Linked DNA regions of Mus musculus: region 1 is linked to region 2. A link is a loop called in an ENCODE intact Hi-C map of the cell type or tissue named here. Cell type or tissue: left cerebral cortex. All regions are shown on one strand.

Region 1 (2,500 bases), 51 kb before region 2:
TTTCGAGACAGGGTTTCTCTGTATAGCCCTGGCTGTCCTGGAACTCACTTTGTAGACCAGGCTGGCCTTGAACTCAGAAATCCGCCTGCCTCTGCCTCCCGGGTGCTGGGATTAAAGGCGTGTGCCACCATGCCCGGCCCAACTCTTGTTTTTAATGTCTCACTATGTTTCTAAGACTGGCCTGGAATTTATAGTGCAGCCCAGGTATGGTAACACAAGCCTATAATCTCCAGCCTTGGAACAAAAATAATGGTGAGTTTTAGGATATCCTGGATATTTAAGATAGATGTAAGTAATTTAATCATTTATAATTTATGTAAATACCTATATACATTTACATAATTTTTATATAATTTATGTATTATTTATCCATCTATCTATTTACTTATCTGATACTGAGGATTGAACCAAGAGCCTCATGCAGCCCTTGTTTTTTATTGTTTGCTTTGGTTTTTGTTTTAAACAGTTCGTGTCTTCAACCTCTCTCTCTCTCTCTCTCTCTCAGTGGTGTGTGTGTGTATGTGTGTGTGGTGTCAGTGTGTTGTAATTGTGTGAGTGGTATGTGTGTGTGTATGTATGCATGTATCTTTGTGTTCGGAGTGTGTGTGTCAGTGTGTGTGTGTGTGTATGTGTTTGGTACGGGATCTCACTACCTCCTTGAATTGTTGATACTACTGAGTGCTGGGATTGATTGCAGGTGTACCCCAATTGCTTTCTTTCCCTCCAGAGCGGGGGACATGAGACAGATTTTGCTGGGACTCTTCGGATCAATTCCTAATCAAACAGCAAACCTTAGAGGACATCTTTTCCAATAACGACCTTTTTTTTTTTTTTTATAAAAGTACTGAACAACAGGGTGAAATTAATATTAGCCATAACCTATTCCAATATTCCTAATCCATTACATTTAAACATGTCGTCAATTCTTCCCACTATGTCTTTGCCTTCTGGAGTGTCCTTGACACAGCTTGTCAGGGCCAGGTCATTTTAAACACTCCAGAGCCGTGTGTGTCCAGGGCTACTGTGTTGGTAGGATTGTGAGGGTGCACGAGGAATTAGAAGTCTCTGGGTGTTACTCAAAGGAATCTTAGGTCATCAGCTCCCAGGGTGCTCCCCACCGCCCTCCATCAGGACCTGCCCAGCCCTGGGCTTAGAGCGCCCCCGAGCCCTCCGGCAGGGGCGGGGTTTCAGAGCCGGGTCCCGCCTCCCGCCCGTTGGGCCGCCTCCTCCGCCACCGCTGCGCCGCCACCGGGAGCCGGGCCGCGAGCCGGGCCGGGCCGCCATCATGCTGAGCCGGCTCGGGGCACTGCTGCAGGAGGCCGTGGGGGCGGTGAGGCCGGGCCCTGGTCGGACCGGAGGGGCGGGCGCGGGCAGGGGGGCGGGCGGGTGAGGTGCGGGCCCCTTGGGCAGGGCCCCTCCCCTGGCCCCGACGCCGCTTCCGGGCTTCGTCTTCGGGTACAGTCCCGCGTCGCGGCCGCCAGGAGCGCCTAGCTCCGGGGTTCTCTCCAGACCGACCGGCTCCCTCGATCTTGCGCCTCGCTCTTCTGATCCTAAGCCCGACTCTCGTGATCCTGAGCCATGCTCCCTTGATCCTGAGTCCCGATCCCTCGATCCGGCCTCCGCACTGCTTCCTGTTGTGCTTCCTGTGTCCCACTCCCTGACCTGCGACTCGGTCCCCCGAGCCTGCGCTCCGCTCGGCTTCTTTAACGTTCCCTGTGCCTCGAGAGCTTCCGCTAGCTTTGTAACTCTTCTCTCCCCAAAGGTTCCCTTGTCACCAGCCCTTTCTCCCAGATCTGCCCCCACGCCTCCTCCTCCGCCCGGCAGCCTTCCTTTCTCGTTCCTGACGTTCCTCCATTCCTCCTCACCTGGGATTGACAACAGCCTTCCCCTTCCTCTCTTAGCTGCCAGACAACTACTGGGAGCAGGGGTTCCCGCACTGAGTTCCCTCTTAGCATGGGAGTTGCAGCCCTGAGTGACATAAGTCCCAGGAAGAAGGTGATAGAGACCTTTGCAGGGGTGGGTGGTCGCGAGAACCCGGAAGTAGCCCTCTGCAGGCTTATCTCAAGCCACTGAGCCAGCTGACCTTGAGTTAGGGACTTCAGCCTGCCGGAGGGGCTTTGAATGGAAGAGTTGTTTCCATGCAAAGCTAGCTTGCTTGCGCTCTCTCTTTTACCTTCTCTCTCTCCTCTCTCTCCTCTCTCTCTCTCTCTCTCTCTCTCTCTCTCTCAGTTTGTGTTTAGGCCCCTTTTTTCTGGAAGTGCATGTCCCTGGTCACTTCATTCAGCAGCCTTGCAAGAAGCTATTTGAAAAGTTAATTATTTTTTTCTCATTGTATAAGAACACTGTCTAATTGATGGGTTTAGTCTATCAAATTGTGTCCTGAGAAACAATCTTAGGTCTGACGCCCCCCCCCCCCCCCCAGTCAGAACCTTCATTGTTTTTGGTGTTTGGTGTTTGTTTGTTTGAGACAGGTTGTCTCTATGTAGCCCTGTATTCTTTA
Region 2 (2,500 bases):
GGTTCAACCATGTAGTCTGGGATACAACAGTAAAAATAAGGCTGAAGTCTCTCCGTGAGTGGCTAGGCAAGGCAGAGGCATGCGCGCAGAGGGTTCTGAGACAGGTGTATGAGTTGGAGTAGGAGAACAAAGCAGGCCGGGGGAGGGCAGAGGTGGGCTCTGCAGAGCCAGGGCACAGTGGCTTCAGCAGTCCTCCCAGGAGGACCAAGTGACTTTGCCCACCTCTCGGGCAGCACCTCTATAGAGGAGAAAGCCGTTTCACCTGTAAGATGGACAACAGGCCCTTTGCGAAGATTCAAAGAAACCAGCTCTGAAATGCTCAGCACAAGGTCAGGCGAGCAACAAATATCCCACACATGCCAGACTCCTTCTCCCTGCCCCTGCCCCCAGGCAAGGAACAGCCCATTTACTGAATAGTGATTAAGAACATCAACTCTGGAGCCAGACTGCCTGGTCCAAAGCCCAATCCTGCCACTTACTAGCTAGTCCACCTTGGGCAAATCATTTGCCCTTTGTGTGCCTGTTTGGGAAATGGGGATCATAGTAATAGCGGCTACTTCCTTGTCTCCTCACCCCTACAGTTCCTAGCAACACATCTTTTGGGTGAAGTAATGAGGCAGTAAGAGTCAGCATCACATACAGAGGGGATGCCATAGAGAAAAGCCACTGAACCCCAGTCCATGCCAGGCTAAATCAGCCACACAGATTAAGTGCCTTCCCCTCCAATAAAACCCAGATAATCCCTACACCAAGAGTTAATCCTCACAGGACACTCCAATTTAGCAGCTCATAGTTTTCCTCCAACCAGCACTCTTGACTCCGAAGTGGGAAGGAAGGACAGATGGGGTGGGAGGAGGGAGGACCCTGGGTACAACGTGCCTCCTACTTTAGGGGCAGATGACCCAGGGATCAAAGGAGATGGATTAAAGTCAACCCAGGGCAAGCGCCTGGGTCTCTATGGATGGAGAAGGCAAGCATCAGACAAGGGCTATCATTGGCTATCATCATTCCTTTGGCCTGCCCCATCAGCATCCAGGCCCCAGCAGGGTGAGGCGTTGGCTCGTCTCTGAGCCCCGCCCACTTTGACCTGGAAGGTGGGGGCAGCCTGGCCCTAGGCAGCTGCTGCCCTCTTGTGGCTTAGAGTGCAAATTCACCCTAATCGTATCTGAATGTCTACAGGAAGAGTTCACTGAACTGTGGCTCCTCTAGGTTCATGGAAGACCTAGCCTGCCTCCTCAGGTTTGCTCTGTACAGTTTCTATAGGCTCCCCATCTCTTTGCCTCTTCCTGTAAGTACTGATTCCCGACTGACCCTTCAAGATCAGTCTGACTCTTTGTTTTTTGTTTTTTGAGACAGGGTCTCTCTAGTCCTAGCTGATCTGGAACTGGCTATGTAAACCATGCTGGACTCACAGAAATCCTCCTGCCCTCTCCCCCTCAACCATGTTGGAATCAAAGGCTTGTGCCAATACACCAGGCTCTACCCTAACTCCACAAGGATCCCTAGGAGCAACTGTAAGAATACTGCTGCTGGGATGGGGCACAGAGATCTTCCAGCAGTCTCTACACCCTTTGCCAGAGCCTGCAGTGAGTTGTTAGCTACAATATGAGATGTGAAGAGACAAATTAGGAGAGGCCAAACACTGTTTGGTATTTATTTATATAAAAATATTCATAAGCCTGACCTCACTCACCAACACGAAACATGCAGCTAGTGTACGTAAACACACACACACACACACACACACACACACACCAGGCCTTGGAAAAGGCTGTCAAGTATTTTGAAGGACAAGAAGGAATGAACACAGCTGGTTGGACTTTTGGTTTCGTCGGTAGGGACTGGTGGGGCTCTGGTCCCGTGTCTGAGAAAGTAAAAGGCAGAGGAAGGCAATAAATAGGCCCCAGGCCTGGGCTGCTTTGGTATAGTGAATGTCTCCCTGTGCAGGGTACCACGCCATGTGCCATTTAGGCACAAGCCAGACGGAGCAGAACCCCGGTAGCTGGTGTAGCAGCGAAAGGTCCCCTGCTGGCTCCAGAGGTAAGGTGGCCTCAATCTGCAGACTCTAGCTGTCCATGTCTGAGGGCATGGCCTTTTTCCGGGTTCGGACCTTCAGGGAGCGTGAGGTGCCCTTGGGAAGAGAAAGCCAGTATACCTTGAGTGGTGTGGGCACTGCAGCTCCATCCACACCCCCCTCATGCCGTCCTTCCAACACACTTACCTCTCGAGTCAATGGCTTCCTCTTGACCACCCGAAGGCTCTGGCTGCGGCCTAGAGGCTTCTCTCGGGGCCGAACAGGTGGCTGGGGGACGATCTCATTGTCTGACCAACACTCATCCTCTGTGTCACTGCCCTGCAGGCCGCCTGGCCGGTATCCTGCCAAAGAGAGGCCCGCAGGGCAAAGCTGAGCACTTATACAAGCCTAGGGTCACGCCCAGCTTGCCTCTAGTCCTCAGAGAGGTCAGCTCCCCCTCTTTCCACTTACCAATAGGGGGTCTAC

The links. Hi-C counts contacts between places; a loop is a spot of excess contacts. Peaks named below come from ENCODE experiments on the same cell type or tissue, not always from the same donor. Only the 100,000 strongest peaks of a DNase experiment are listed, where the experiment ranks them.
Region 1: a loop joins it to region 2, with 4 times the contacts of the local background. A loop is called at or near these places in 21 of 42 quality-filtered maps.

What each region holds. Positions count from the first base shown.
Region 1 is chr14:70,598,572-70,601,071 of GRCm38, reverse strand. It overlaps Fam160b2 (family with sequence similarity 160, member B2), which reads left to right and starts at 1,237. Exons shown (of 17, transcript NM_194345.1): 1 at 1,237-1,330. The coding sequence starts at 1,286. In left cerebral cortex, a CTCF peak has its summit at 1,476; DNase peaks (open chromatin) are centred at 1,182 and 1,694; H3K4me3 peaks cover 1,763 bases; H3K27ac peaks cover 1,808 bases.
Region 2 is chr14:70,548,061-70,550,560 of GRCm38, reverse strand. Reep4 (receptor accessory protein 4) reads right to left here. Exons shown (of 8, transcript NM_180588.2): 6 at 2,486-2,500; 7 at 2,222-2,376; 8 at 1,626-2,131. The coding sequence ends at 2,066. Among named protein-coding and RNA genes, the nearest start is that of Reep4, 4.1 kb to the right of the region's middle. In left cerebral cortex, a CTCF peak has its summit at 1,128 (motif pointing left); DNase peaks (open chromatin) are centred at 45 and 1,122.